Regions from separate parts of the Homo sapiens genome. Here region 2 is linked to region 1. Evidence: chromatin loops called from intact Hi-C (ENCODE). Cell type or tissue: PC-9. All regions are shown on one strand. Links, peaks and the distances in the headings refer to the core of each region. The heading gives the core; the rest is flanking DNA. Region 1 overlaps SULF2 (sulfatase 2). Region 2 overlaps ARFGEF2 (ARF guanine nucleotide exchange factor 2).

Region 1 (4,386 bases), core at 91-4,090:
GCCACTGGTCAGGAAACTTCCCAAGCTTGGAAAGAAAGCCTTCCAAGTCTTGGTTTTATCAGCAGCCTTCATTCAGGGGCCCTCAGCTCCTCCTGATTGCAAAGCAGCCATTTGATGAAAGGACGGGTAAGTGGCCTGGGTTCTTGTGTAGTCTGGGAGCTACCGGTGAGGGACTTAACCTACCCCTTTGGTAAAGTATGAGGGTGAACCTATCTAAGGAGAAAGACTGCACACCTATATAGTAATTAAAGCATTTGTGCTGCTGACATTTAAACATCAGATTTCATTTAAATTATTTCAGGCTTTTCTTGAAAGGTCAAAGCCTGGGCAATACCAAGGCCACAGTACAGGAAAGCTCTAGTGCTGGAGCTCAGTAGTGACTGTCCCTGTACAAGGGCCCACATGTTCCGATGACCAGACATGCCACTGCTCCTTTTGGTCTTGTGTGGTCCTGGGCCACTTCAGTCGCATGTGTGTTTAGATGGCTTACTGTACGGAAGCACTTAGCAGAGTGCTTGGTGCAGTGTGTTACTGTTATATTAGCTGCGCGGTCCGTGTAGGCCCTGCAGTGGGTGATATTTGGCTTGATCCTACAGCCTGACAGTGTTAGGAGTCTTCACAAGTTCCGGCAAAACCTGGTTGCATGCTGCATGTTAAGTTAGAGGGAAGAAGCCATATATATTACACACGCAGGGTGATGGAGGCAAAAAGCAGGGTGATGGAGGCAAAAAAGGCTGATTGAACACAGAACCCCCAATCTCAGCAGCTTCACAACTTACTCCCACCGGCTCAGGGACTCAGTGGGACTTGGACAATTTGTCATCACTTCCCTGAGGTTGGGGGGGGCCTACCTGGCAGCACTGGTGTACCCCACACCCCCATCCCTCTAGCTCGGGTTGCCTGTACCTGGTAGGGGTCTGTGTTGAGATCAAAGTACTCTAGGAAGCCAGTTGCAAATTCACAGAAGAGGAAATTGTGAGTCTCATTGATGGTCCTCATGCACCAGTACGTGTTATTGTTGGCGCTGGTGCAGGCACAGAAAGGCCCCACTGCCAAGGAAGAGAGAGCATGTCCTGAGTGCCTGCGGGAGGAGGCCCCATCTGCCAACAGTGATTCCTGTCAGGGACAGCCCCTAAAACCAGTTCGTCAAATGCCAAGAGGCTGTCCCGAGCACCGTGGACCCCTGGTGTTGGGGACCCCCTTTCTGAGAGAGGTCTGGGTCACTAAGTGGAGAAGTTTCTTGAACCCCTGGGCCTCAGCCTGTCCACCCCTGCCCTGGGCTTGCTCACGTGTCCAGAAAGGCGCCGTCTGCCAGTGCTGGTTGTCGTGGGTGAAGCACGTGAGGCCTGGCATGCTGCACGTGTCGTTGTTCTGCAGGCGCTTGAGCAGCTTGCGGAGTTTCTTCTTGCGCTTCTGCTCCCGCAACAGCCACACCTTGTCCTTCTCTTGCAGGCCCTTCCTATGGGCGCAGAGGGCCACACACACCTTGGGCCTCTGAGGGATCAGTGACCCCATGTCTCTGCTCTTCCTGTCCACCTAAGGGCTTCGCTGAGGCTTCTCCAACAGAGAGCCATGGGCATAGCAATTCAGGGTCCCAAGTCCCAGTGCTGCTCCAAGGCAGAGCCGGGACCAGAACCTGGGTCTTGTCATTCTACTTTAACTCCCAAGGGGGCACAAGCTGGGGACAGAACCAGGCAGCTACTGGGACTCCTGTTGACACCCCTTTCCCCTCCTTCCTGTGTCCTGCCCTGCTTGGTGGAGTTGCGGTAACCCCATTTAGCCACAAGGGGGCGTCGGAGGCCCGCTCAGTGTTGATTGGGAAGTAAGGCCTCTTCGAGGGCTACCGTGGACTTCCCAGGGAAGGGCCTGGACTTCTTTCCTTTTCTTCTGAGTTTTAGCTTAAGGGAGGGCCACCTCCTCATGCAGGCCTCTGCATCTCTTCCCCAGGACCTCAAGCTGCTCTTACCTGAAAGGATGCAGACTGGAGCCTCTGTGCTTGAGGCGGCCTTTGTGCTGGGTGTGGTAGCTGTAACAGACCCCCCCAGCCCCAGGCTTCAGGAGTGGCTCAGAGGGCTCCGCTGGCAGGTGCAAGCTGTGATTTCTGGGACTCCCATGTGTTGCTGCTGCCCCACCCCTGTCCCTCCTTCTGGGGTGGTGGTGGGTAGGGCATGACCCTATCCTCAGGGCAGCAGGTGCCTGCCTGAGTGGCTTCTTTCTCCAAGCATGAGCCAGGACTCTGCCTGGACTTTTGCTAGACTTTAGCAGGTTGGGTTAATTGTAATTTAGCCACGACTAGAAGCTGGGCCTGGCTTTAGGTGCATCAGCCTCAGCATCCTTTTTCCTTTCTTTTTTGATGGTTAATTTTACATGTCAAAGCCTCAGCATCTTGAGGTTGGTTCCCTCACCACCCTGCCTACTCACACTTGGTCGGGGTCAACACAGGGAAGCCTGTGTTTTGCAACACTTTCTGGAAAGACAGCAGGGCTTCTACAGCTGTGCTGTCCAGTATGGTAGCCACTGGCCACAGGTGGCTACTTCAATTTGAATTAAGCAAAATAAAAAATTTGGCTCCTTAGTGACACTAGCCAAAATTTTAAGTATGCACCAGCCACGTGTGGTGTAGTGCAGATATAGCCCATTTCCGTCAGCACAGAATGTTCTATTAGAGCTGTTCTAGAGTTCAGTCCTTTGGGCCAGGGGACCCCTAAGCCGGGAACATGGACCTCAAACCACATGGGGGATTTCTGAAAGGGCAATCGGCAGAGGCACTTTTCCGGCCTGGAGCCGGCTCTGCGCAGCCAGCACGGGTCTCTTGCTAGCAGTACTGGAATCTGGGCGCCAGCCTGGCTGAGGAGCAGGTCCGTGTGCCACACTGGCTGACAACAGGGAGGTAAATTACGGATTTTTTTAATGCCATGAGGGGAGAAGATAAAGATAAAAATAAAAAATGAAAGGGGTCAATCACGAGAGGGGATGAACTGAACTGTCCTGTAGGAGAGTGGGGTCTTAGGGAGGTCCCTTTGCTACTGCCTCACCTGATTTTGTGACAGTCACATTCTTCTGGCCGCTTTTTCTTCAGGTGACCTCGGACTTCCCTCAGGTTCTTAATTTTGTTCTGCAGGGTTTCAATCTGAGGGAGGGGCAGAAGAGGAGGCCTTGAAACCTTCAAGGCTGGACAACAAAGACTTGGCCTGGTGACTGCCCCCACGCTGCCGTGTCTGTGCTCAGCAGCGGCAGCCTGCACTCCCCGGGCCCCAGGGCAAGCACCGGCATGTCTGGGTGGGGAGGAGGTACTTGTTCTGCCTGAAGGAAGCCCGCCTTCTCCTCCAGCCAGCCCTTGCAAGGGAACCGAGTCATTTTTCCGGCCTGGCCTGCGCAGGAACCCGCTGAGCCCACTGAGGCCTCCAGTGTCTCCCCTGGGTTTGATGAAAGGCCTCCTGTAGCGTAGACTTCTTGTAAGTCAAAAGGGGGACAACGTGGCTAAGCCATCGTCCCTCAGACGGCCTGGGCAGGAAGCTATCTGTCTCATGCTGGGACTGACACCTATCCCCGCGTTGAGGAATCTGTGGGGACCTCACTTCACCTCTCCAGCCTCTTCCCTGGGTCTGGCCTCACTGCCCTCCCACTGTGAACCGGGGGTCCTGCCAGGCCCGTGGTGGCCGAGAGCATGCTCCTCTCCCGCTCTCCACTCACCTCGTGGTCGATGTGCAGCTTGTGGTCTTTCCAGGCCTGCAGGGACTTGTACAGGTCCAGGTCACACTGGACTGTGTCGTTCTCTAGGATGTAGCACCTGCTTGAGAGAAGGGATCACGTGTGGCTCGGAGGTGGTGGAGGGGGAGCAGCCCAGGTGCCCAAGAGGTGTGGGAAGCCCTTGCCGAGGTCTGTCCTGTCCCCTTCACCCTCGACTTCCACCTGGACACTCACCGATGTGTCACTTTAATGGGGTTGGCGGCTGAATAGTCGGGAAGGCCTCCAGTGCCACTGAAGTCCCCACCATCCTTGTCATCTTGGTCCTCAGGGGCCCAAGAGGTGTGGGAAGCCCTTTGCCGAGGTCTGTCCTGTCCCCTTCACCCTCGACTTCCACCTGGACACTCACCGATGTGTCACTTTAATGGGGTTGGCGGCTGAGTAGTCGGGAAGGCCTCCAGTGCCACTGAAGTCCCCACCATCCTTGTCATCTTGGTCCTCAGGGGCCCCTGGCCAGTGCCGCTTGGTGAGGTTTCGGGGCTGGGCGGCATCACCCAGGCCTACGTGGTACACCCTGCCGTCCACCTCGATGGCCACTGAGCGGATGGAGCGACTGCGGACATAGCTGGCCTTGTACTCTGTGGGCATTAGAGGAGTGGCAGAGTTAGGGAGGCAGGAAAGGCTGGCCAGGCTCCCAGG
Region 2 (4,386 bases), core at 266-4,265, 1.3 Mb after region 1:
GAGTTTCTTCACGGAAACAACTCTTCCAAATGCAAAGCCATTTTGTTATTCAGTGTAATTCTGTACAGATTGTCCTATGTGAGACATACAGTGAGCCAAGAATTGTTAAATGGCAGGCTTCAGTCCTACTTCTATCCTAAAATATTTTTTGCTGTGAACGTGTTCTGAGGAGATTTGGCAGAATTTGAATTTTAGTTGTTCTCTCCGCATGTTAAGGTTTTCTTTTGAAGGGAGTGCTGATAATGTAATTGACGTTCTAAGAACAGTGGCTGACATGCATTGAGCTCTTAGCCTGTAGTGGGCCCTGTGTGCTTCATTCACCGTACCGTGTGTAGTCCCCTCGACAGCCCTCTGAGGTACTTACTCTTGTCCTCATTTTAGAATCAAGGAAACCAAGGCTTAGGGAATGAAGTGACCAGCCTAGTCCAAGGTAGGCTGCAGTGCAGTGGCGCGATCGTGGCTCACTGCAAAGTCAAGTGATTCTCCCCGGGCTCAAGTGATTCTCCCACCTCAGCCTCTCAAGTAGCTGGGACCACAGGCTTGCACAACCACACCCAGATAATTTTATTTTTATATTTTTTGTAGAGACAGGGTTTCACCAAGTTGCCCAGGCTGGTCTAGAACTCCTAAGCTCAAGTGATCCTCCCGCCTAGGCCTCCCAAAGTTTGGGGATTACAAACATGAGCCACTGCACCCAGTGGGTTTCTAGGACTTCTTGACTCTGTGTCTGTGTTCTTAACCAGGGGTCATCAGCTTTGGCCCATGAGCCAAATCTGGCCTACTGTCTGCTTTTGCAAATAAAGTTTTATTGGAACACAGCTGTCTTAGTCTGCTTGGGTTGGTGTAACAGAATATCATAGACTGGATGTCTTCAACAACAGGCATTTATTTCTTACAGTTTTGAAAGCTAGGCAGTATAAGATCAAGGTACTGGCTGATTTGGTTCCTGGTGAGGGTACACTCCTTCTGGCTGCAGACAGCTGTGTTCTCACGTGTCATGGAGAGAGAGCTAGGTTTCTGGTTTCTTCTTAGAGGACACTAATCCTGTCATGAGGGACCTACCCTCATGACTGCATCTAAGCCTGATTATTTCTCAAAGGCCCAGCCTCCTAATACCATCACATTGCAGGCTTAAGGCTTCAACATACAAATTTTAGGGGGACACAAACTTTCAGTCTGTAGCAACAGCTATGCCCATTCGTTTATGTATTACCTGTGGCTGCCTTCCTGCTACTGTGACCTAGCGGAGTAGCTGTAAAGGAGACCAAATGACCCGCAGAGCCTAAACATTTAGTATGTGTTCCTTTATGGAAAAAGGTTGCTGCTCTTAACTGGCCCCTGCTCTTGACTGTACCCATGTGGTTCTGGCCTGTTTAGTAACAGAAATCGTTTGTTTCTGGAACTCCTTGCATCTGAGTATGATTTCAAACGGAAACACACCCTGCCTTGTTTCAACCCACTGTGAATCTTGAGTCTTATGGGGTATGGTTATCTCTCTTTTTAGAATGGAAGTTCTGGCTGGGTGCAGTGGCTCACGCCTGTAATCCCAGCACTTTGAGGCAGGAGGATCACTTGAGGCCAGGTATTTGAGAACAGCCTGGGCAACATATTGAGACCCCATCTCTACAAAGTAAAGTAAAAATAAAAAGTTAGCTGGGCCATGTGGTGCACACCTTTAGTCCCAGTTACTCAGAAGGCAGAGGCAGGAGAATTGCTTGGGCCCAGGAGGTTGAGGCTGCAGTGAGCCGTGATGGTGACACCTAACTCTAGCCTGAGTGACAAAGCAAGACCCTGTCTCTTTAAAAAAAGGAAAAACACACAGAAAGGAATGGAAGTTCTCTGAGATGTAATAGATTCTCTGAGATGTAATAGGTACACTAGGATTTCTTTGTTTAGTATACAAAATGAGTCATCCTTTTTATGACATGAGAAAGTGGCTCGGTGCTCCCTGGGCTACTGAATGGAAAAAATGTACTTCCCCATGGTGGCTGCCCTTGCCAAGCCTGTTTGACTGGCTTTTCCCAGTGTGGGCAAGGTAACCTCTGTCTTAGAAATGGAAGGCCAGCATCGGGGTAAAGTTTGGTTTGGGCAGAATTGAAACCAGCTGCAGATACATCAGTGCTATGCCCTGCCATTCCTTGAGCTTGGCGCAGCAGTAGGAGTGGCAAAGGTGCTTCTGGGATTGATTTGCCATAAGCACAGTTAGCTCAGGCTTCCTCTCCACTGGGAGAAGCCTGGAGACTTCCCCTGCGGCTTGCTTCTACCAGGTGAAAAAGATTCTGTCTTCCCTTTCTCCAGCATTTGGTCTGCTACACGCTTCCCCGCAGCCAGGGCTCAGTGTAAGGGGGGTTAAGGTCAGTCTTGTCTAAGCTACTAAGTAGTCCCCAAGTTTTTCTGGTCACATATCAATTTTATATATATATATATATATTTTTATTTTTTATTTTTTTAGAGAAAGATAGGTATTTTTTAGAGAAAGGAAACACCTTTCATTCTGTTACCTAGGCTGGAGTGCAGTGGCGTGATCAGGCTTCCGAAAACCCCGACTTCCCCAGGCTCAGGTGATCCTCCCATCTCAGCCTCCCAAGTAGCTGGGACCACGGGCTAATTTTTCTATTTTTTGTAAAGGCAAGGTTTTGCCATGTTGTCCAGGCTGGTCCTGAACTCCTGAGCTTAAGCCCACCTTGGCTTCCTAAAGTGTTAGGATTACAGGCGTGAGCCACTGTGCCCAGCCAGTTTTTTTGGTTTTTTTTAGAGACAGGGTCTCACTCTGTTGTCCAGACTAGAGTGCAGTGGCTTGATCATAGCTCACTGCAGCCTCAAACTCCTGGACTCATGTAATCCTCCCACCTCAGCCTCCCGAGTAGCTGGGACTACAGGTGTGTGCCGCCACACCCAGCTAGTTATTTTTTTTACTTTTTGTAGAGACCGGGGTCTTACTTTGTTGCCCAGGCTGGTCTCGAACTCCTGGCCTCAAGTGAATAATAAAACCATTTTTGAGGATATCCTGCCAATATATTCATATTTCTTTAATTTAAAATTATAGGTTAGGGCCAGGTGCGGTAGCTCATGCCTATAATCCCAGCACTTTGGGAGGCCGAGACGGGCAGATTGCCTGAGCTCAGGAGTTCAAGACCAGCTTGGGCAACATGGTGAGACCCCATCTCTGCTAAAAATACAAAAAATTAGCTGGGTGTGGTAGCACATGCCTATAATCCCAGCTACTTGGGAGGCTGAGGCAGGAGAATCACTTGAACCCAGGAGATGGAGGTTGCAGTGAGCCAGGATTGTGTCACTGCACTCCAGCCTGGGCAACAGAGTGAGACTCTGCCTCCAAAAATTAAAATAAAGTTATGGGTTGGGCATGATGGTTCACGCCTATAATCCCAGTGCTTTGGGAGGCCAAGGTGGAAGGATTGCTTGAGCCCAGGAGTTTGAGCTCAACATAGGGAGACCTCATTTCTACAAAAACCTCTTTATTTACACATGTTCCTGTTATTAAAGTATATATATGGCCAGGCGCAGTAGCTCACGCCTGTAATCCCAGCACTTTGGAAGGCCGAGGCAGGTGGATTGCCTGAACTCAGGAGTTTAAGACCAGCCTGGGCAACATGGGGTGCCTGTACTAAAAATACAAAAAATTAGCCAGGCATAGTGGCATGCGCCTGTGGTTCCAACTACTCAGGAGGCTGAGGTGGGAGGATCACTTGAGCCTGGGAGGCAGAGGTTGCAATGAGCAGAGATCGTGCCACTGCACTCCAGCCTGGGTGACAGAGTGAGACCCCATCTCAAAATAAATATATAAATAAATAAATTACATATATTGTAAAGCATACAAAAATACAACTTTGACAGGACAATTGGAAAAATATAAATAAAATTCTAACATTTTCTTTTTACATCCCAGTGAAGGCTGTAGGAAACCATTAATCTAAGCTGCCCTGTTTATACCATAAACATTATCTTTTAGCTCTTATTTCCAGAAAACTTTTGATTTTTTAAATGCACAATGAAAAATCAATTTTTAATTATGTAAGTTGTACATGACTACAGTCTCTGTTAAAAGGTTTTTAGAACTTTACAGATAAAATGAAGTTCCTTGGGCCACCAGCCCCAAACCCAATTGCCTGTTTAGGTGTATACTTTTCTTTCCTCTCTTTTTTTTTCAATAAGTGATATCACTTGTACAAGTTTCTCTGCAGCTTTTTACATTCAACACCGTTATCAGGCTCTAGCTATATCTCTCCATGTGGATCTAGTGCATTCTTTTGACTGGCATATGACGTGTCATGCCACCATTCCATCTCTCGCTCCCCTGTACAGAGGCACACACAGGGTTATAGTGAACATCTCTGTGCAAGCCTCCTTGGAGACATGCCTCAGTTT

Evidence for each region. Peaks named below come from ENCODE experiments on the same cell type or tissue, not always from the same donor. Only the 100,000 strongest peaks of a DNase experiment are listed, where the experiment ranks them.
Region 2: it touches region 1 in a loop (10-fold over the local background); 1 of 110 quality-filtered maps calls a loop at or near these places.

What each region holds. Positions count from the first base shown.
Region 1 is chr20:47,662,164-47,666,549 of GRCh38, forward strand. It overlaps SULF2 (sulfatase 2), which reads right to left. Exons shown (of 21, transcript NM_001387048.1): 12 at 4,097-4,325; 13 at 3,694-3,790; 14 at 3,036-3,130; 15 at 1,967-2,026; 16 at 1,290-1,459; 17 at 907-1,049. Among named protein-coding and RNA genes, the nearest start is that of SULF2, 120 kb to the right of the region's middle. RefSeq lists enhancers at 1,043-1,092, 1,903-2,042, 2,073-2,122, 2,656-3,641, 3,642-4,386. In PC-9, for the core only: CTCF peaks have their summits at 1,782 (motif pointing right) and 1,984; a DNase peak (open chromatin) is centred at 1,798; H3K27ac peaks cover 1,355 bases.
Region 2 is chr20:48,944,066-48,948,451 of GRCh38, forward strand. The region is part of intron 3 of ARFGEF2 (ARF guanine nucleotide exchange factor 2); the gene reads left to right. Among named protein-coding and RNA genes, the nearest start is that of ARFGEF2, 25 kb to the left of the region's middle. In PC-9, for the core only: no CTCF peak of the experiment used is centred there; a DNase peak (open chromatin) is centred at 1,986; H3K4me3 peaks cover 1,351 bases; H3K27ac peaks cover 3,440 bases.